Linked DNA regions of Homo sapiens: region 1 is linked to region 2. A link is a loop called in an ENCODE intact Hi-C map of the cell type or tissue named here. Cell type or tissue: dorsolateral prefrontal cortex. All regions are shown on one strand. Each heading gives the region's core, and the rest is flanking DNA. Links, peaks and the distances in the headings are about the cores only.

Region 1 (10,159 bases), core at 2,160-10,159, 280 kb after region 2:
TACTAATGTCTGTGTCTTCACTGACACTATTTTGCTGTCATATCTTATACTCTCTGGAAAACTGAATATTTGTGAGAGAATGAAAATGAAAAAAGGCAAATAACTGTTTTCATACTAATCCAAATACATTTTGACCTTGTGGACACCTGAAAGGGTCTTAGGGACCCCAGCAGTCCCTAGACCACTCTTTGAAAATCTTCACTCCAAGCTTCTTATCTGCAGAGTGGTGCATTTGTAAATAACTTAGGCTGGAACCTTCATCAGTTTTCCCTGGGAGTACAATGAGGCCTCCCCTGCCCAGAGCCACTGGAATTGAGGCTTTCACAGCTGATTTGGGGGTTGATGGGGAGGGTGAGATTTTGGCAATCCCCTATTTATTGGTTTCCTTAAAAGCTTATATTTTGGAAACATTCGGGAAGAGGAAACCTTGTGTCTCTAGGAACTATAGATCCCAGAAATCAGGTACTGTCTTCCAGAGTCTCCGTTAGTCACTGTGGCATCTTGAAGGATCCAGCATCGATGCCGGCCTCATTTCCCAGATGCTTTGTGGTGCAGCACAGAAGCCCACTGTCAGTGTGACCTGTCTCTGTTTTGTACAGTATGGCAAATGTAGCACAGGGCCCATGATGGCTTTGGCCTTGAGCACGGTGGCTTTGACTGGAACAAAAGGCCGGGGAGCATGCTTGCTGTGGAGACGGCCTCAGCTCCTCACTCTGCAGAGCTTGGCCTTTCCTGCCATTTGTTTGGCCATTGCTGGTAGTGAGAAGCCTCTCGAGCCCAACAAACCAGTGTTGTGTGGTTGTTCATGTGCTTGATGGCTCTGAGTAAATGTGAAAGCTTGAACTTTGTGAGCTAAAAATACTGGTAGCTATCATTAAGTCCTCTGAGGCCTTTCTTTTTCTTCCTTTGAGAGGTACTTCATTCATATGATGTTAATGGTCTCTGGACTGAACTCTTCACGGTCTCCTTATAGGGAAGTATTTGTTCCCAGAGCAAAATTTAACCTGTAAGTTTCTTAATGGCAGGTGGCCGTTTGCTGAGTGATTCCTATGCCAGGATATCAATGAAGAATCCAGGGGCTGGTCGCAGGGTGTCACCTGAGTTACTGTTGTTTGGGTTTTCTTCTTCTCATATAGGAAAAATAAAATAATAGTAGCACATCAGAAAGTATGGCAGGGTTTTCCTTGGAGTCTCATGCCTTGTATTAAGGACTGTCTTCAGGGTCATTGGGATGAATATGTCTAGTTTCCAGAGTCACTGCAGTGGTGAGAGTGGTGGTGGGGAATCCTTGTGGTGCCTTAGGTCTGTCTTGGGAGAGGGGAGCAGAGTGTACTGCACCCTGAGGAGAACCCGGATTTCAGGTGTTAAGATCGAGATTTGTTCTTCCACAGACTAAGAGCTGGCTCAGGGCAGGAGCTGGTCTGTATGGTGTGTCCCCAGCCCCAGCACAATGCCTGCCCCCTAATAGGTTTGCAGAGAACATTAATGTCCAATTGGGTGGCCTACATCAAGTTTCAGACGGTGGAAACCCTTTTTGACAAAGCAAAGCAAGCTTAAAGCAGTCTCAGATGTTCAGATCTGTACATATTTCATTCTTTCTATTTTTGATTTTTCTCTAGTGACAAGAAAAGGAAGTTAGAGGCCAAACAAGAACCCAAACAGAGCAAGAAGTTGAAGAACAGAGAGACAAAGAACAAAAAAGATATGAAACTGAAGCGGAAGAAATAGTGAAGAGAAACTCGGGCATCTGTGTTTGATCATGGGAAGATACTCTCACTAACTGAACCCTCTCTGGCTGGACTGTTAAAAGCAACGAGAGGCCCCGGCACACCTGGAAGCTGGCCGCGAATTCGGCCTCTGGGCCTGTGTGTCTGTGAGCTCAACCTGGCTAAAGGCAGAGTCACTCCCAAATGGGTCTCTTTAGAACTTGATGGCTGGGCACTGCCATCTCTAGAATTGCCACGAGTCTCTCTCTTCCTGCCCAGTCCAGGGCCCTCCTTTCCTATAAGTTCATATTTTGCTTTGAGCCAGCTTTTTAGTCTCATTCCCACACATGTGGAAGCCACGTTGCCTCTCGACCGCCTGAGGCCCTTAAGTACATCGCTTTCTGGTGGTGCCCAGGAGGCTGCTGCTGGGCCGCTGGGTCTCTCTTTGTGGACTTGTACCTGGAGCAGGAGGAACTCCAGTCCGTCCCGGCATCCATGGCAGCCCGCGGTTAGGTGCGCCAGGGTTTGCTGATGTTGTCTTGTGCTGTTCCACTCTTGGCTCCAGCAGACCCACTGTCCCAGAAAAGCCTGATCCTGTAGTTTATGTAGAATGCCACATCTGCGTCCTCAAGACCTGTTTCATCCATTTGGGAAAAGATGTTGGGAAAGGCCACTTTGCTCGCAGGGGTGAGGGGAAGGATAGAGAATCTATTTTTAATAAATAACATTCTAGAAAGATCAGCTGCCTGTGAGTGTTCTGAAATCCACGCACCTGGACGTTTCTTCTGGTGGGTCTTGGCTGCCTGGTGGAATTTGGAAGGTGTTGGTATCAAGGTCAAAGGTGAGCAGTGTGTCTAGGGCTTCCCAGCCCAGGAGTCTGCGGGAGAAGTGGCAGGTGGCTATGGTCACCTCGAGGGGCTTGGTGTGGTGGCTGGAAGCCAGCTAGAACTGCCTCATTTCCTTCCCAGCTCCTTCCAGGTCACTTGGTCCCTTCCATTTGTTGGGAACAGAGGTAACCTGGTGGCTTTACACATACTTTGGTATGTTTGTTTAATGGTATCCAGGCTAATGAGTCTGCAGCCCCGATATGTTGTCTAGGTTCAGAGAAGGACAGGGAAGGAAACGGTAACTTCTCAGCCTAAGGGTATTTCATATACAGCTCCTAGGACTCGTCCCCACAGGGAGAAGAGCAGGTTCTGTATGCGACCCTAGGGCTGCTGAGGCTTGTCACCGAGGCTGTCAGGACATGAGCCTAGGGGTCTTTCGTTTCTTGGGACTGAAGTTTCCTGGCCACAGACCTCTGTTAGGTCTGTAGGAAATTTTGCTGGAGGCAGGGAGGGGGCATGAAAATAATTTTTATTTATTTTCTCAGGTGGGTGCCTGAACCTGCCTTTCAAAGAGGGTTTTCTTAGACCGTGGCCAGAAGCAGAGTCACATGCTCAAATGGTCAGAGCTGGATGGGACTGTGCAAGTTGTCCAGGCATATCATCCTACAGGTAAGGAAGCTTTTGTTTAGTGTCTCTACCCTCAAAGTCTCCCCGGCTGGCTCTGCTTTGGGGTGCAAGGTGAGGGCTCTGGAGGTAGACTGCTCTGCCCTGACGCTCACCGTGGCCTTGGGCAGGTTACTTCATCCTACCTGCCCTTCAGGTCCATTTCTGCAAAATTTGAGTGGTAGGAATAGCACCTCCGTCACGGGACTGTGGTGAGAAGTGGGTGGGGTAGAATGGGAAACGTTTAGAACAGTGCCTGGCACATAGCAAGTGCCTCTGGGTTCTGGGCACTCATCAGATCTAACTAGAGGAGCCGCTCAAGTTCAGTTACATGCCAGCTCTAAGAATACTCAATAAGGACTAGCTGTGGTGTTCTTTTGAAAACAGACAGGGTCTTGCTCTGTTGCCCAAGCTGGAGTGCGGTGGCTCAATCATAGCTCATTGCAGCTTTGAACTCTTGGGCTGAAGCCATTCTCCCACCTCAGCCTTCCAAGCAGCTGGGAAGGTGCTCACCACCACACCTGCCTAATTTTAAAAATTATGTACAGATGGAGTCTCAATATGTTGCCCAGGTTGGTCTGGAACTCTGGCCTCAAGTGATCCGCCTGGGCCTCCCAGAGTATAGGGATTAGAGGCATGAGCCACCACACTTGGCCAGGACTGGCCATGTTATAAAACCACAACCTAAGCTAGAAAAGGAGTCTCCCTTGGCCAGCGAAGAGCATGCATTTTGCAGTCAGACTTGTCTGGCTCTGTATAATATCTCTGTATCCTTGGACAAGGCCTCTTTATTTGCAAAGTGTGTGTTCCTAAACACACGCTTGGGTCTTTGCATTTTATGGTCATGATCTTGGGTTCTCCTTCAAACCTGAAAAGGCATGTCTCCCCCACACCTCACCATCTGGCCCCCAGACAGAGTGACATCTGTAAAGCTTGGCTGTCTTAGGAAATGTCACTTGCGAAATGAATTCAGATAGGCCAGCCATGAGTGCTGTCACCAGAAGGGGAAGAGCCTGAAGAAGCCTGAACAAAGAAGGTTACTAAATGGTCACCCCCCATACCCCCTCGCCAGGCGGGGCTAATGCCGGCCTGCTTCAGTGCTTCCACTGCTCATCTGGCCCGGAAGTCCCGGAGGACTCCGGATGACCAGGAGACGGGACACAAAGGGGGCCGCTGAGGCTGGGAGGTGGGGGAGGGGCAGAAATAAGTGACCGTCACCTTGGAAAAATGTAGACTCATTATCTGAGGCCTGTTACAACACCCGCAGCCATTCTGCAGGCCTGGAGGAGGGGGTGGGGTCGGAAGCCCCTTGGGCTGGAATAGACAATTTCAGGGGATTGCCCCTGAGGGGGCATGCCCTTGATTCTACAAACAATTGGTTCCAGTTAAACATCATCTGGATCCTGCAAAGCGGACTTGAAAGGCAGCCTGAAAGGGAGAGGCCGGGGCTTCCTGCTTGGGCTGGTTCCGTTGAGAAAGCTCTAGCCACCTGGTATCTGGCACGGGGACTAATGTGGAAAAGGATAACTGGCCTTCCAGGCCGAGAGCCTAAAGGAAAGCTTCAGGAGAAGATTTGAATGCAGGAAAGAAACCAGACAGCCTCAAAAAGGACAATCTCAGTGTTAGCCCTGTCGGTGCAGGAGCAGACTGGTACCTGCCACCTCTGGAGAGGTGTTTTCTTTGGAGACGGCTAAGGCGCCAGCTTATGCTTGCCTGTGGACCCACTGGAGCCGAGTGAAATCCCTGTAGATGCAACCCATGCTCACAGCACCTGGGTCCTCAAGGGCTCCAGTAAGAGGGTAACTCCCCCAAGCCTGCCTGTGGCTGCTCATAGCAGGCGGAGCAGGGCAGGCCGTGAGCAGTGGCCCGGAATTAGGAGGTCCAGCTGCCTGGGTAAGTGATCATTTCTGTTTGAGTCCTAGCCCCTTGGAAGCATGTCTGCTTTTTTTTGGTAATTATTTTAATTTTAAATGTTTATTCAAAAATGTATTCCTGCTACCCACAGGCTCCAAGGGGCCCGCTCCCTCCTTCCTACCTCCACTTTCTCTCAACCCCCCACTCACCCTCTCAAGAGAGGAAATGGTGGATCCCTCATCTGGAGCCAGAATGCAACTAGATCTTGCTTTCTAGGCTGGGTACGGACCAAGGCATGTCCTGCAGGGATGGGGGAACTTGTGGGGACGCTGGACACAGACCCATGAAGGGCAGCCACTTTGAATGGCAAGTGCTGGGGACGGACAGCCCGCTCCACCACCGTCTTGGGCCACTGCACAGGAAGATGGTGTGGGGGAGTGCGCCCCCTCCTAGTGGCCCCCAGAGGGCACCATGGGTCTGTGCGGCCACAGGTCCCCAGGCTGGGCCTCGAGCTGCCCTGCGCAGCTCCTGCTGGAATTGGGCTTTGCCAGGGACTGGGATCTTTATGTCGTTCCCCTAACGCCTGAGTCACGGCCGGTCACTGACCCACAGCCACTTTGGTTCAGGTTCTCAGTGACCTTAGGAATTTCTATACCTGTTTCAGGCAGGCAGGCAGGCGACTTTTTTTTTGAGAGAGAGTCTTGCTTTGTTGTCCAGGCTGAGGTGCAGGGGTGATCATAGCTCACTGCAGCCTCGAACCCCTGGGCTCTGTGATCCTCCCACCTCAGCCTCCTGAGCAGCTGGGAATACAGATGTGCACCACTATGCCCAGCTAACTGGCAGGGAATGTTTTAAAAACTTATATTTGTGCCTGAACTTTGCACCTAAAACTACAGCCATAACTCCAGTACACTCTTGGACCTGAGTCGGCGCCTCACCATCTCCCTCCATTACCTCTGCTAGTGGCCTTGTGGTGGTACAGCCAGCTTAGCTTAGCTGGGCCTGGGGGCAGCAGTCACCCAGGGATAGGTCCCTCAAATCAATCAGGCCAGGTCAGGCCTGGGTGAAGGAGGCCCTGCTGCCACTTTGGTGGGCTGTGCCATTTGGGGATGTGCCTCTGAAGACAACCCCCAAAATAGCTCCCACATAAAGGGCCGTGGAGGGGATGGGAGTGGAGATCAGGAAAGCCTGATAGTGTCATATTCCTCAGTCATTTGGTGTCTGTCCAGCTCAGTGGCACACATGTGCTTAATTAAATGTGAGCGTGGGCGGGTGAGGAATGGATCCAGGCTTCGTTTCTGGAGAGAGGCGAGTGCTGGGTGGCCACAGCAATGGCTTTGGTAGGGTCTTGGCTCTGAGAGGGGGGAGACCTGAGTAACAGCGTTAGCTCTGGGATCTCTTCCTGGTCCTAAGGGGCTCCTCCCCAGTTCTGAACTCTGAGTAACCCTCTACCAGGAGCAGTGAGGCCAAGGTCATTGTTAATGAGTGTTTATTGTTAATAAAACCATAGTACATTTACAGTAAGTGACAACATTATTGTACAGTTAAAGTATCATACAATATTACAGCAATAAAATAATGCCTATTTCTTTGTACATCCAGCCAAGCAGCTAGTCAAAATATTTTCCAGAATTGCAAGCCCCTGGGGGCTTTTCAGGGTGACCTGAGTGCCACCTTCTGAAATGCCTGGGGCTTTTGGTGAATAAATAGTTTTTAAGGTGCGGCCAGACAGCTGAAGAAGTTGCACCCAGACAGACTGTGCCTGATGCTGCCCCAGTGTCTGGTCCATAAATATGACAGGTGTCAGGGGAGCCCAGGGCCTGCAGAATTCGAGGGCAAGGCCGTGAGGGGACACAGCAGAAAGGCCTCTTCTCCTGGCCCTTACCTTCCATCAATGCCCTGTCCTTTAATCTCCAAGAGTCACAGTCCCCAGTGGGACCTGTTTGCCCAGCTCTCAATCCTACATTAAAGGAGCCGAGAGACTTGACCAGGGGACTCTGCTTCATCGCCCCCACAAAGGCAACCTAGTCTAGGCCTGAGGTTCCAGAATCCACCCATTTACTTTGGCCCCTAAAACCAGCAGCAAAACAAGAGCTGAGGCCATTCCTACACAGCACCCCATCCCCTACCCCTTGCCCCTCCATGCCAGACTTAGCTCAGAAACCATCAAGCTGGGGAACTGCCCTCTGCTGCTAACTGAGCAAGCTGGTAGTCCTGATGGGAGGGACTCTGGAAGCCCAGGCACCAAAGACAATGGGGGAACTCCGGGTGGCAGCAGTCGTGGTGGCAGGGGGGGGTCCACAGGCCACTGGATGCCCACATTAAGCCTGTCAAACCTTTGAAGAACAAGTTTGGGGATTTGGGCAGCCTTTGCTATGTGACATTTAGGAAGAAAAATACCAGCTTTTGAATTACTGCAGACGACTGGGGGCCTAGGCAGTATGCATTCTATACATTCATAAGGATTCCTGTACCCCCAGGAGCCCCAGTTGGGATGGTCTGAGTTTACTGAGGCCCTAGGGGTGAGTAGAGCTTGGAGGGCCTGGGCGGAGGTGGATCAGGATCAGCTGCTGACCTGCAGGAGGGGAGAGCGACACCCCGGGGGAGTGCATGGCTGCCCTTGAGTTGCAAACTGAGATGGGGAGGAGGGCCACCAGTTAGCTACATCTCCCCTTTGCCCATCAGTGATTGAACAAACAGCTCTAGGGCAGAGGAGATGAGGGTGAGCTGCCCGGTGACAGGGGGGACATCTGGGGGAGGAGGAGGAAACAGCCCCGTGAACCTGGCTCCAAGAGGGCCTACAACCATACCCCGACATGGTGGGCCCTGGCACCTCCACAGGCCCTGGCCTCGGCAGCCTCCGCCCCCTGCCTCACACCCGGGAGGTGATGTAGACAGAGTGCACGCGCTCTGCCAGGGTGTTCTGCAGGTCCTGCAGTGGATCCAGGCCCTGCACTTTGCTGCTGCGGCCGTAGATGAGCTGCCGGAAGGCATCCTGCTCCAGTAGGGCCTTCATGTGCTTGAGGAAGAAGCCCTCACAGAACAGGGCCAGTTCTGGGGCATTGTGGATCTGTAGGGCAGAGAGAGGAGGGGTGAAGCCCATCGCCTTAGTACAGCCCCACTCACCCTCACCCCCAAATACTACCTACCCATGGCCACAGCCCTGATTAAGCCCCACTCTGGCCAGGGTAGGCGTTCCCTGTCCCTGCATCCTGAGGCCACCTCTGCTATATCTGAACTGTTCAGCCCCCGTCATTTTCCTGCCTGTGTCATACTGTCATGCTGCCCTGTTAAGTGGCAGTCATCCCTGTTGGGTTGGAAGTTCCCTTCCTAAGGGTGGGAACGGGGACTGTCCACCACTGGGTGTCCAGGGCTCAGCACCAGGCCTGGCATGTGACTGTGCACATGGTAAATGCTGGATAAAGATGTTCACTCAACACATATCAAGGGGCCGCTCTGGGTTTTCAGTTCTGAGGTCAAGATCTCTGCAGTGCTGCTGATGTCCTAGTTTGGGAGAGACAGACAGAATCTGAGGAACCAAAGACAAGGTAACTGCAGAAGACTGTGAAGGAGGTAAAGCCAACGTGACAGGATGGCTTGTGAGAGGCCAGGGGAGGCCTGGGGACACCAGTTGTGAAGATGAAGGGCGGGAAAGAGCTTTACAGGAAAAGGGAAGTGTCACAAAAGTCCTGGGGTCTGGGCACGCTGAGAAGGAAGCATGGCAGAGTGAGGGGAGATGTGGGCAGGACCTTGGGGGCCTTGGAAGGCATGATAAGGGCTGGCTATTATTTAGCCTGCAGTAGGTGGAAAACCTTTGGTGGGATTAAGTATGGGAGTAACACAGTCTTTGTACTTTTTTGGGGGGCGGGGGTTGTGTTGAGACAAAGTCTTGCTCTTGCCCAAGCTGGAGTGCGCATGATCACAGCTCACTACAGTCTCAACCTCCCGGGCTCAACTGATCTTCCTGCCTCAGCCTCCTGAGCAACTGGGACCACAGATGCACGCCACCACACTCAGCTAGTTTGTAGAGGCAGGTTCTTGCCATGTTTCACAGGCTGGTCTAAACTCCTGGTCCTGCCTCATCCTCCCAAAGTACTGGGATTACAGGTGTGAGCCACTGTGCCTGGCCATGGTTTTTGAACTTTTGAAAGAAGCTTGTGGATTGCAGGGCTAAAGCCAGGAAGTAGGGAGGCTGGGCTGATGCCATTGTCCAAGAGAGTGATGGTGGTGGCTTAGGGCAAGGCGAGGGCAGTGGAGATGAAGGGAAGTGGAGAAACCGCTGGTGTGTTTCAGAGGTGGGTGGCTTGCATATGGGAGGGTTTTTGCAAATCAAATATGATTCCTGAGTTTTGAGTCTGAGCAACTGAGCAGTGACCATGTTGATTGTTGAGATGGGACAGCTAGGGAGGCACAGACAGGTAGGGGAGAAAAGTAAATACCTATGGCTTTGATTTGACTCAGAGGCTCAGCAACTTGTCCAGCTACCACAGCCCAGGTGGCAGAGCTGGAATGTGAACTAGGGTGCAGCTGGCTCAAAAGCTCACCTCCCAAGCTACCACATGGCCAGTGGGCAGCAGTGACCCCAGGCAACACAGGGAGTTGCTAACCCTCCCTCAGCCTCTACACTGCCCTCAGAAGCAGCCTGGTCACCTGCATCTCCTAGCTCATCCCCAGTGCAGCCACACGGCCGAGGCCCCCGTGGAGCAGAGCATGTGGTGGGAGGTGGCCAGCAGGCATCCTTGGCCCTCACCTTGGCATATTTGTAGGTGTTCACGGCACTCTCCATGCTGAGGGTCTGGGAGCACAGGATCTCGCAGTGCCTCTGCAGGGCATCCAGCTGGAACAGGCTGGCAGCTGACAGCAGCTGGTAGGGAGGCAGAGCAGGTCTTGGGGACCCATGGCCAGACCAGTGGCCCAGACAGCACCGAACAGAAAGCTCCCGAGTGCCGTGTGCCCTGCTGCCTCCACCCTCAGGCCCCACTACCTTCTGATACTCCTGGGCCTAACCATCCCCGCTGGGACACGCACTGAGGCTGGGCTCAGTGGTGTGCACAGTTCCTCTTTCTGGGAACTGCTCTTCCTGTCAGATGGAGAGGAAGAGCCACCTTC
Region 2 (12,614 bases), core at 2,460-10,459:
CCTCTGCTCCAGGAAAACGGAGAAATACTGACAGCTACACAGTTGAGCAGATCTGACAGTAGAGGGCACAGAGACAGTTACCTCCACAGCAGCTCATCGGAAACTAGAAACACTAGTACATTCTAGGCAAAGGCTTTCACACAGTGCTGGAAAATTCGGATGGCCAATAGGATGGCCCAGAGCATGGGAGATGTCCTCAGCTCCTGTCTTACTTGGTGTTGTCGAGTTCCTATTTTACTCTTCCATTCTTCCATCCCTTTGCTCATTAGATTGGAAAATAATGATTATGTAAGAGCAGCTAACATCTATTTGATCCATACCAAGCCAAGTAGTTTATCTGCATTATTCCATCAAATCCTCCCCACATCCTTAGAGGTAGGTGCTATTATCATCCCCATTTTACAGATAAGGAAATCGAGGCTTAGGAAGGTTAAATAACTTGCCCAAGGCCACCAAGCTGGGAAGCAATGGTATTGGGACTCAAACCTCCAACTGCCTACAGGGCCTTTGCCTTTCTGCTCTTCGAAGACTGCCTTCCTGCTATGAGTCAATGCTTGGAGCTCCATATGCTTTCTATTTTTAAATTTCTCATCATATAATACTGGAGTCATACAAAAAAAATTTATAACATACATATATGTTCTGAAGCATTCAAATGAGGTCCTCAGAGCCCACCTCCAAACTTAGAAACACTCCCAGTCCCTCTGATCCTCCGTGTGTACTCCTCCTCAATCCCATCCCCTAGCTTCTCCCGCTCCCCAAGGGAAGCACTTTTCTGAATTTTGGGTATACAATTCTCTTGCCTTTAAAGATATTAGTATTTTACCACATAGGAACGTAACCCTGAGAACATGCTTCTCAAACAGGAAGAAATGCCCTCTGCTTCTCAGCACAGGAGCTGAGACTCAGCCTCTGCAGTCTGACCTCTTTCTATAGGTGGTGTCCGAGCCTGGAGCAGGGTAAGGGGCAACACACACCGACTGCAGATGTCCATGGACCACCCAGCCTCCCTTCCGAGGGCCCAGTGGAGTGCCGGGGAGGGTACCTGAGATAGTCTCTCCGGCAGAGCTTCCGGCCCAGTTTGTAGTAGAGGCGCCGCCCCACCTCACCCAGCCGGCAGCCACAGAGGTCGCAGCTCAGGCAGTCCTCGTGCCAGTACTGGTCGATGGCCTTCAGGAAGTAGCGGTCCCCAATGTTCTGCTGGCAGCCGCCGCATGTCAGCAGGGATGGGGGGATCTGCAGCACCTCATCCACTGGTTCCCTGGAGAGAAGGCCAAGCATCAGGGACAGCCTCACCAGAGTGAGACCAGCACCGAGGGTCCGAGATCGTTTTGGGCCAGACAGGGCATCTCACCTGACTGCCTTTCAGTGACCTAAGGGAGAAGGGACAGGACAACACATCCCTTGGCCAGACTGCAGAGTCCCAACCAACCTTGGGTTAAGACGGGAAAGAGCCAGACCTTACTCCCTAGATGTCTAAGAAGTAAACACAGGGCACCAAGAGGCATCAAAGGCAATTGCAGGTGGCACTGTGCCCCTGCCCATGCCCAGCACTACCTGGGCACCTCTGGTCTCCTTCTGCTTTTTCCCACTCTCCCCGCTGACTCTATCTTCACAGATCTCCCTCATTTTCCTCCTCCCATAACCTGGACACCCAAGGGCACTGCCTAACCTCAAAGGACGCACTCTGGACTAAAAGAGTCGCTCACTGCCAGGGCAGCAGATGACCCAGAGTGCTAAGAATCTGCAAATCCCCAGTGCCATCCTCCCTCCAGCCCTAACCAACTGCACAAAAGCAGAGGTGAGGAAGAAAGAAGAATGAGACCAAAAATTATTTTAGGTTGCTTTCTCTTTCCAAAATCAAAATTCCATCAGGACATAATAGGAATTCTCCTAATTTTACTTTTTTACAGAAATTCCATTTTCCATTCTTCCTACTGAAGGAATACTTGGAGGAAAATCCCATATCGTAAGGCCATTGTTACACGAAGGACATCAAATAGGCCTTTCTTTCCTTACCTGAACATTTTTATAAGAGTAAAATTGATTTGGATAAAGTTGATTTGAGGAAGAAAATGAAGTGGGGGCAATGATTATTTCAAAGAGAGTGGAAGGCAATTAAACAGACACTGACATCTCAATCCAGCAATTGTTAATAGGCTGTGACACGTGTTCTTTCGTTAATACGCCATGCATAGCATCTCCTGTTCACTTTGCTTCACTGGAATCTGAATACATTTTTACATTTAAAAATAAATAACTTTGCTAAAAGAAAATAAAGGAGTGGAAGGAATTATTCTAGTGTCCCCCACATGGGACACAGCAAACACTTAATACGTGTTGATTTATAATAATTAGCAAGTGTTCTCTGGAACCTTACTTAAACACAAATCTATTTCTTAAAAATCTATTATGTTTCAAAAAACAGACCTTCTTCCATCTGTAAAATTCCCAAAGGGAGTTTCCTCCTGGGTACCCTGCAGGTATAAATCCATGTCTCCTATTTCTAACTGGTACTAACTTACCAGGCGACCTTGTGTCCTAATTGGTCTGTGCCCATAAAGCCCAGCAGCCATTATACTTGGGGACAGGAGGCTAGGTGGCTCAATGTCTATAACACTCTGACAACTTCAGGTGATCCCGTCATGTGAAGTATGAAGTGTTCCTTATGAATATTTAGGAGTGCTAAAGCCATGCCCACACTTTCTAGACACAGTGTAACAGCACTTCATGAGACTATCATCTTTGGAACAAGAAAATGGGAAGCTCAAGTTAGTTTATCTGGGGAAAAAAAATGGCCAGGTACAGTGGCTCACGCTTGTAATCCCAGCACTTTGGGAGGCCAAGGCAGGAGGATCACTTGAGCCCAGGAGTTTGAGGCCAGCCTGGGCAACGTGGCAAAATCCTGTTTCTACAAAACATATAAAAAATTGCCCAGGCTTGGTGGCATGAGCCAGTAGTCCCAGCTACCCAGGAGGCTGAGGTGGGAGGATCATCTGAGCCCAGGAAGTTGAGGCTGCAGTGAGCACTGCACTCTAGACTAGACAACACAGTGAGACCCTAGCTCAAAAAAATTCAAAACTATAGTTTTTTGTTTGTTTGTTTTGAGACACAGTTTCACTCTTATTGCCCAGGCTGGAGTGCAATGGCACAATCTCGGCTCACTGCAACCTCCACCTCCTGGGTTCAAGTGATTCTCCCGCTTCAGCCTCCCGAATAGCTGGGATTACAGGTGTCCACCACCAGGCCCAGCTAATTTTTTTTATTTTAAGTAGAGACGAGGTTTCATTCACTGAAGCCTTGCTTTCTTTCCTTTGTTTCTACAGATTGTATATAAGGACTGCCATTTCCCCTTCTAATAACTAATACCCTAGCTTTTTCATGTGTATCAACTCAGAGTTGCATCTCTTCTCTTTCCACAGCCCATGGTCTTACTCTGGGCTTTCAAAACCACTCATGGAACCTGGACGCACATTGGATGTCCCGATGTTGATGCTGCCAAAGGACTGTGAAAGAAGAGAATTTGCCCTTAGCTGGTGCAAAACTGCCTGGAATTCAAATGAACTGCTCTTGTTACTCACAGGGGAGGCAGTGGGGGCCACCAGTAGCACAGCAAGGGAATCTGTGTTCATGAATTCTGGCTGGCTTTCTGTCCAAATGTTTCATTTGCATATAGCTAGGCAAGTCTCCATCTGTAATTTGGAGATGCTGATTGTAATGACCCAAGCTGGATTTGAGGAAGTACACAATGAAGCATCTAGTAGGATACTGGACAACAGGAGGAATGTAAAGTAAAAGAGTTACGGTGATGGCCTGAGATGAGATGGAGAAGTAAAGTATAAGATATTGGCTCTGTCTTTCTATACTTAATTAATGATAATATCACATTATACTTAGTGGACAATCCAAGACAATGACTGAATTAGATTGATTCACCCTCAAATTAATATTTTATATTCTCCCAGACCCTTATCTTGAATATTACACCTGAGTATCATTTAAGCCTGGATTTCTGGGACAATCATAACAATTTCTAAGGGCATGGGGAGAATGTGCTGCAGCAATTTCTCAACTGGCTTGTCCCTCTTTGATCAGAATCTGTCTTCGTTGGGCAAATAGTGAAGTGAAGGAAGGAGCTGGTGAGCCTCCAGCAGTAGATATCTGTTGTATTAGGAAGTTAGGATGTTTCAGTTTCTAACCTCAGTGAAAAAGCACAAACTTTGAAAGAAGCAAACTTCCTTCAGGGAAATGAAACCTTCAGATTAATCTTCTATTGAAAGGATTAGTGACTAAATTCTGCTGATCAAAAAGGCATGAGGCACCAATTCATCCAATTCACTCCCTTATTGTGTTACTATGATCTTGCCCAGTCTCTGAAACTCAGAGCTCAGTTTTAAGTTTATTTTAAAAAAGTGATCAAACCACCCTTTAAACCCATTGTTTGCATAAACATACTTTTAAAAAGGAATGTTATTTTTCTCCTGAGAATTTGTTGAAGGAAGTGGGGGTTTTTGTTATAACAAACCTAGCTCATTACAGAACTGGTGTCTTAACCTTCAAGACTGAATAGTGATGTTTATATTCTCATTGGATGGTGGTACTTCCTGTGTTTTATGAGAATATGTTGAGCTTTTATGCTGGTAACTGAGGGTAAAACCCAGGTAAATAAACACCATAGAAAGCCGAAATTGAAGGGTGTATGTGTGTGTGTGCGGTATTTCAAGCAGGAAAGCACAATTCTTTTAAAGCAGGAAAAGAAAAAACAAAACAAATGTCTCTTAAAAGCACAAATGGACAAGTCATTAACCAGCTCCTTTGGTCTTGTGTAACAAATCCCTTCAAAGGATTAGAGGGGGACTTCAAAGGAATAAAAATTCTCAAAACCAGACAGCTAATGACTCTTAAAAGGGCATTTGCGTTGACAGGAAAATGATATCTTAAACACCCCTTACTCCCCATGTTAACGCTGAAGAATGGGTGAGGGATAGAAAAACATTCCAAACCAGTACGCGGCTCAGAAAACAGATGCGGCCAATGCTCATTAGAGCTCTGGTTCCCTGACCCCAAACCCTTTTAAGACTCTGCTAAAAACTACGAGACTCTACTCCCCAGAATAATTCACCTATACACAAAATGGTGCATTAACTTTCGAGGTTCACATGTCCCCATCGGTGGACCCCGAGGAGGGGTACACCTACTCAGATTTACTCCGGATTTCGCTGCTCTAGAAATCCCTGGAGGCCCAGAGCCAGCTCCGAGGTGGACGGTCGGACCCCTCACCCGCCCGTTATCCGCAAGGCTGGCAGCGGCTCCACCTGCGGACCGGGAAGGCGGCCGTTGGGGACCCCGGAGGCCGCCACTTGGAATGTTCCCCTTTCCAAGACCAAATGGACAAAGAGAAAGGACCGAGAAGGAGAGGGAAGAAGGGAGCAGAGTCAAGCCCAGAACGCTCTCCGGACTGCACCTGCGCGCCTCCAGGCTCTCCTCGTGCCTGCTCCCGTGCAAACTTTCTGGCCCGTGGTGGCTTTGGGGAGCGTCCCAGTAGCCTGGAGTGGCCCGCAGAGGCGCCGGGCCGACCCCTGTCCCTGCCGCCCGCCGCCCAGTCCCTCTCCCAGAGCCCCCGGAATCACCCGGGAGGAAGGAGGAGCCCAGCGCTCGGCACAGGGGGCCAAGGGCACGCCGCGAGCGCGCACCTGGAGCCCCCTCGCGGGCCGCCCGGGTCCCCCCGACGCTCCGGGACGCGAGGCCGTGGACACCGGGGGTGGCAGGGGCAGGGGGGCCGCACTTACTCTGAAGGGTCCAGGCTCTTCCTTTCGATGGCCGAGGACATTGGGGAGGGAGGCGGGGTGCCGGGCGGCGGGGGCGCTCCCTTTGTGGCGCGGGGCTGGCCGGCTGCCGGGGCTCGGACCCCCTCGGGTGCTCGGGCGCCGCCGCCGCCGCCGCCGTCGCCGCCGCTCCTGCGCCTCCGCTTGCTCCGGCGCTCCGCCGGCGAGCTCGCCCCTCCGCGCTCAAGGACAGTCACCGCGCTCCCTTCAAACGCCAAAGAGAGAGAGCGAATCACCGGGCTGCGGGCGCGCCGCGGCCGAGGCGGGGGCCGGGGCGCGCAGCCTGGCTCCAGGCGGCTGCAGCTGCTGCTGCTGCTCAGGACTTAACCTTCCATCCCGGTCCCGCCGCCGCCACCGCCCGGTCCCTCTCGCGCGCTGTCGCCGGCTCCGCGCCGCCCGCGGGGATGGTGTGCGCCCGCCCGGCCGCCCGGAGCCCCTCGCACCTTCGGCCCGGGTCGCGGCGCGCTGCTCGCCGCCGAGGGCAGAGAGGGGGCGGCGGCCTAGGGGCGGGGAGGGGACCGTGCGTCTCTCTCCGGGCTTCCTCCTCTCTCGGGAAGGTCTATTTTCGCTCAGCTTCCCTCTGTCTCTGGTTTCATTTCCTTTTTCCTGATCACGATTCAAATACAATAGAAGGAAATCACATTTAAAGAGACAGCTGCCCGGTCCCCCCACCTCCCCTTTTTTCTTCCTTTTTTTTTTTTTTTTTTTAAACGGGGCTCCTGGGGATTAGCAATACAAACAGCAGCATCAGGACTGACTTGGCTTCTTAAAGGGGCCAGTGTCGGGGACGGGGAGAGCCGCTCAGCGAACACCTCTCCTTGGAAAGGAGGCTGGGCAACCACTAAATCATTCTTCAGGGCTTCCCCTCTTCCGCCTTTCCCTTTTGGTTTAACTAAGGCAGAAAGTAACCCACGAACAGCTCGAGCAAGCAAGAAAAGACAAGAATGTGAAATAAGCACCTACAGAAATGCAAGTGTTCCCAGTGGATTTTCCGCCCGTCCCAGGTTCGAGGTCCCAGGTCCACGGACGCCGTGCACTGGGATGCCCCGGACAGCGCGGCTCTGCGGGCTGCGGGCTACGGGCTGCGGGCCCCAGGCTGCGGGCTCCGGGCTGCGGGCTCCGGGCTGCGGCCGCGCTCTGCAGAGGCGATGGTGGTGCGCCAGCCGGGACTGCACGGGCTGGGGACGCCTAGAGCAGAGCCAGGGCAGCTAATCCCAGAGGGAGGGTGGCTGGGAGGGACCACGCGGGGCCGGGGCTCCTCTCAGTCGGCTGGTGGCGGAATCCCCTCCCTCTGCACCTTTCAGAAAGCGGACTCCTGCGGTTAAACTGCCCCCCATGTAAAGTGCCAGTAGTATCCCGACCAGAGAAAGTGCTTTTTCAATGGTCAAGAACAGGATCAGAGAGATTATTTTGCCCTGGGTCAGGCACAGAGAAAGAAGGCGGACTTGATTTGGGGGTTCAGGCTTCCCCCTCTCAGCCTCCTTCTAGAAAGAGGCAGGAACGCAGAGGGGAAGCGGGGGAGGCTAGTAGTTTGCCCTTCCGTGGAGAAAAACTTAGGCTCTCCTGGGCCTCAGAGTTCCTTGAAAATATCTGCGTTCAGAAGCTGAAAGGCCTATTTGTGCGTGATGCCAGTCATTAAGGCTTGTAAAGAGGGAACGTACTTTCAGGATCCATGGTTTTATATGATCAGTCTGGATCATAGGCATACATTTCTGTTCCCATTTTAAGGATAACCAGAGTTTACTACTGCCTGCATGCTCTTGTCATTTTCTGGTCCCTGTGTCCCAAGGCTTGGGTCCCTAATGGGTATAATCAAAAGCTGTGTGTGTGTGTGTGTGTGTGTGTGTGTGTGTGTGTGTGTCCCAAAGGAAGCCTTAAGAGCAAATTTTTGTCCTAGTGGAGACTTCAGTATACAAAAAGACTTTTTCGGCTGTGCTCGGTGGCTCATGCTTGTGATCCCAGCACTTTGGGAGACCCAGGCTAGCCTGAGCAACACAGTGAGACCCCGTTTCTACAAAAAATAAAAAATAAAAATAATTAGCTGGGCGTGGTGGTGCTTGCCTGAAATCCTAGCTACTCGGGAGGCGGAGGTGGGAGGATTGCTTGAGCCCAGGAGGTTGAGGCTGCAGTGAGCCATGATCGCACCATTGCCCCCCAGTCTGGGGAACAGAGTGAGACCCTGTCTCAAAAAAAAAAAAAAAAAAAAAAGTTGGGTTTTTTTTTTTCCGATAGACCCTTGTTTTTAATTTAAAAAAGAAAATACTTAGAATTTAGGCAAGCCTAAACTATGTGATAAATATGTAACCTACCACACTACTTTCATTTCTAACAGAAATGAAAATAAATATATAGGTTGTGATGAACAGTTTACCTACTTATAACCAGTCAATGTGGTGGTTAAACGCTGGAATTTTGGAACCCAACTGCCTGGGTTTGATTTAGACTCTTACTTATCAGTTAGCATGTCCTAGGAAAATTATTTAATCTGAGGAGGCAGTATGCGGTAGTAGCTCTGGAGTCAGACTACCTGGATTCTAACCCATCCTTGACCAGCTGTGTCAACCTGGGCTCACAGCAGGAATTTAAACTCCCAGTATCCTGGCCGGGCTCGGTGGCCCACACCTGTAATCCCAGCACTTTGAGAGGCCGAGGCGATCCCAGCACTTTGAGAGGCCGAGGCGGGTGGATCACTTGAGGTCAGGAGTTCATGACCAGCCTGCCCAACATGGTGAAACCCCATCTCTACTAAAAATACAAAAATTAGCCAGGTGTGGTGGCACATGCCTGTAACCCCAGCTACTCGGGAGGCTGAGGCAGGAGAATCACTTGAACCCAGGAGGCAGAGGTTGCAGTGAGCAGAGATCGCGCCATTGCACTCCAGCCTGGGTGACAGAGTGAGACTCCGTCTCAAAATAAATAAACAAACAAACAAATAAACTCCCAGTATCCTCATCTGTAAAATGGAGACGACAGAACCTATTGCCTAAGTTATTGTGGGGATTATATGAGTTAGTGCACAAAAGGGTGGCACATAGATTTGTAATGGCATGGGGGTAATAACAGATATGAAGTTGCTTGCATGAAAAGCAACTGGTATATAGTAAGCACTCATAAATGGCAGCTGCTATGTTATAGTAAAGGGCATCATTAAGATAATTTTAAAAGAGCTTGAAATTAAATTTAAAGGTGAAATGGGGGTTTAAAATAAGAATTGCCCACCCAAATTTGGAAACTATTTCCTGTTTTTTAAAAGCAGGAAACAGGATTCCTTCACCTCACCCCCTTCTTCTCCTAAATAAAACATGTAAGTGTTTTCCATTTTAACGTTCATTATCGTGGTGACTAAATGACCTGTTTGCATCTGCTTGGGTGTTATTTGTTTGTTTGTTTGTTTTTTGAGATGGAGTCTCGCTCTGATACCCAGGCTGGAGTGCAATGGTGCGATCTCAGCTCACTGCAACCTCTGCCTCCTGGGTTCAAGCGATTTTCCCTGCCTCAGCCTCCCGAGTAGCTGGGATTACAGGCGCTCGCCACCACGCCTAGCTAATTTTTTGTATTTTTAGTAGAGACGGGGTTTCACCATGTTGGCCAGGCTGGTCTGAAACTCCTGACCTCAGGCGGTCCATCTGCCTCAGCCTCCCACAGTGCTGGGATTGCAGGCATGAGCCACCGCGCCTGGCCACATCTGCTTGTTTTTATTTAATCTGATAAATTATTACTTTCCTTGTCACAGTTTTGCATGGGGCTCAAGTCAGTTTTTAAATTAAATATATCCTTGGGTTCCAAGAGGTAACCTCAGAACAGCCAAATTCAGGGCATAACGTTTCTTTTTAATAATATGCTTCTACTTTGACCTGAGTGTGTAAAGAAAAAGAGATTACTGCATATGACTTTGGGTCAGTTTCTTATCTTTCACAACTCTTTGGGGAGAACTTCCTTAGAGAAGGTGAATATTTGAAATGGTATCTTAAGATTTCAATTTCACACACAGTGGTTGTAAGAAATAACTGCCTACCGGTGGGATTTCATTCCTATTCAACGGGCAATTAAATTGCTCAAATTTAAGTTTAACATTTAGAATCAAGTCTCAAAATGTGTTTTTATTATGAATAATTTTAAAGCAATCATGACCTTATTGTATCCTCCCTTAACAACTAGTACATGCCTTATGCAGAAGAGAGACTCAGGAACTATGAGGTGATTGGGACATGTAAAACGGTTCTTTTAAAAGTTGAGAAAATCTCTATTTGATCCCTGCCAGTGGGACTGAAATTTCATTCCTTTTCCCTTTCCCCCAATTCCTTGCAAATCTTAAATATCCTAAAATCTAGAAAATGTTCAAGTTTTCCTTCCTGAATAAGAATGCTAGAAGAAGAATGAATCAATCTACACGATGGCTCTGACCCCAGATGGATCATTTTTTTCCCCTGTGGGCATTTTCTATCCTTTTTGCTTATTACATTTACAATTGTTTTCTAAGGGAACAGCAGTTTCAAGTGACTAAGGTTACATTCCTTTGCTAAAATGGACTTCTGATAGAAATGAAAATGCAAATATAATTGAGAAGATCCCAACATTATGATAATTTACCTCTCTTTTTTTTTCAACCATTAGAAGCCAAGTTGCAACATATGCTTTGTCACTTGTGACATTCATATACAAAAATATGACATTTTGTTTCTAAATGTGGCATTCAGGAACAAAAATAAAGACCTGTCTTAATAGGGTTTCGGCTCCCATGGAGAATTTTTTTAAACTATTCGGTTGTCACAGGCATCCTGTGCTCAGACTCATTTCAGAACATTTCAGGGCCAGCTGACAGATAAGTTTTCACAGATGTAAGGCCTATTAGTAACCTTAGTGATAAACAGATTCGGTTTTCTATATAGTAAAGAGCCCAAAATACATCTTTTAAAAAATCCATTTCAACCGAGCCTTAGGATGAGCATAGAAGCTCAGCTGTTTGCTAGCTGCGTGATCTGGGGGAATTTACTTCACTTCTCTGAACCTCAGTTTCTGTACCTATCAAATGGAGGATGGAGGCAATCATAATGTCACCAGGGCCAGAACTAGGATGAGGCCACTGGGGTGCCTGCTTGCCTCACAGGAGTTTTGAGAGGAGTCAATAGGATATGTATAAAAATACTTTGCACAGTGATGCTGCACAGTAAATGGTCAGAAACGATAGCTGTTGGTATTACCCCATCTTTCAGAAGTAATCACCACTGTATCAGGAAGCAACAATCTCCCAGCCAATCAGGACATCCACCAAAGAGTGCTGAGACTGGGGTGCTGTAGAAAGAGCTGAAGTTCACCTAAGACCTCGGCAAGCCTCAGGCCAGAAATGCAGGGCTGTGCCCATTTCGGGGCCTGGGTAGGCTGCTGACAGCTTCTCTGCTTCTCTGCTACACTGCTACACTGACTGCTTCAGCCACATCCCTGATTTCATCTGATTTTCCCCTCCAACAACTTTCAAACCACCATTTATAATTTAAAAAAGAAGCCAAACAAAGCACTGAAGGAGCCGCCCCCAAATGTCACCATTCCTCAGTGAGTTCTTAGCAGTGTTAAGCTCATAGTGTGTCCTAGTGGAAGGGGCCTGAGAAGTGGGATTTTCTAGCTTGCTCCTTGGAGCAGTAGGAGTTTGAAAGCACCTCCCTAGTGGGTGTCACCCACCCCTGCTCCCACTGCAGCAGTTCTGCATTCATTGACCTTGGGCATGTTGCCCAACCTCTCTGCATTTGAGCTTCCACATCTGTAAAGCGGGAGTATTCAGAGTACCTACTCGTGGAGCTGTTCTAAGGATTCTGTGAAATGAAGCAGATCAGGTGCTTGGAGAGGAAAGTGGCACATAGTCACCTTCTATGGAAAATTTTGCTTATAAAAAGAGATTCTAACTTTAAAATGTTTGGGCGGCCGGGCGAGGTGGCTCACGCCTATAATCCTGACACTTTCGGAGGCTGAGGTGGGTGGATCACCTGATGTCAGGAGTTCGAGACCAGCCTGGCCAACGTGATGAAACCCTATCTCTACTAAAAATACAAAAACTAGCCAAGCGAGGTGGCTGACGCCTGTAATCCCAGCTACCCGGGAGGCTGAGGCAGGAGAATTGCTTGAACCTGGGAGGCAGAGGTTGCAGTGAACTGAGACCGTGCCGTTGCACTCAAGCCTGGGCGATAAGAGCAAAACTCCTTCTCAAAAAAAAAAAAAAAAAAAGTTTGAGCACCCATTGATAATTCAGACCCTTTGATGGACAAAGCAAATGAGACATACAGGGTCAACAGCTCCTTCTTCCACCTCAGGCCATTGTCAAACCTTCCCCCACCTTCTCCTTTGGGTACCAAACCCTGAGCTTTATTTGCTGCTTCAAGTTCAAGGTGGGAGTCAGAGCCAGGTGAGCTGACTCACTGAGCTGTCTTTGTGCTCTTTGTTTAGGCAGCCTGTCTCCTCTCTGTAGCTATGCAGAGGTGCCACACCTGAGTGACACACCACAGTGCCTGGGACCCCGGCACAGTATATTTGAGATCCAAATTCACTGTGGCCTGGAAGGCCCTATTATCTGGCCTCTGCTGCCCCCCTGTCCTTTTCTCCAGCATGCCCCTTCACTCTGTCTGCCTGAACCACACTGGCCTTCTTTCTGGTTCTTAAAACAAACCAAGCTGACTCCTACTGGAAGGCTTTTGCACTTGCCCTTTTCTCTGCTTGCAATGCTTTCCCCCTGGATCACCCCATGGCTCCCATGTACTTCATTCAGGTCTCTGTTCAAATATTTCATCCTCAGAGGGCTTT

Evidence for each region. Peaks named below come from ENCODE experiments on the same cell type or tissue, not always from the same donor. Only the 100,000 strongest peaks of a DNase experiment are listed, where the experiment ranks them.
Region 1: a loop joins it to region 2, with 1.9 times the contacts of the local background. A loop is called at or near these places in 2 of 110 quality-filtered maps.

Annotation. Positions count from the first base shown.
Region 1 is chr11:34,144,465-34,154,623 of GRCh38, forward strand. NAT10 (N-acetyltransferase 10) reads left to right here. Exons shown (of 29, transcript NM_024662.3): 29 at 1,620-2,444. The coding sequence ends at 1,728. ABTB2 (ankyrin repeat and BTB domain containing 2) reads right to left here. Exons shown (of 17, transcript NM_145804.3): 16 at 9,801-9,914; 17 at 6,523-8,120. The coding sequence ends at 7,923. Among named protein-coding and RNA genes, the nearest start is that of NAT10, 44 kb to the left of the region's middle. RefSeq lists enhancers at 507-746, 977-1,146, 5,456-5,985, 9,860-9,909. In dorsolateral prefrontal cortex, for the core only: a CTCF peak has its summit at 5,503 (motif pointing right); no DNase peak of the experiment used is centred there; H3K27ac peaks cover 810 bases.
Region 2 is chr11:33,863,557-33,876,170 of GRCh38, forward strand. LMO2 (LIM domain only 2) reads right to left here. Exons shown (of 6, transcript NM_005574.4): 3 at 6,154-6,431; 4 at 5,790-6,030; 5 at 1,046-1,261. The coding sequence starts at 6,160. Among named protein-coding and RNA genes, the nearest start is that of LMO2, 22 kb to the right of the region's middle. RefSeq lists silencers at 5,607-5,686, 5,877-5,956, 5,977-6,396, 6,827-7,066. In dorsolateral prefrontal cortex, for the core only: no CTCF peak of the experiment used is centred there; a DNase peak (open chromatin) is centred at 6,958; H3K4me3 peaks cover 4,468 bases; H3K27ac peaks cover 6,750 bases.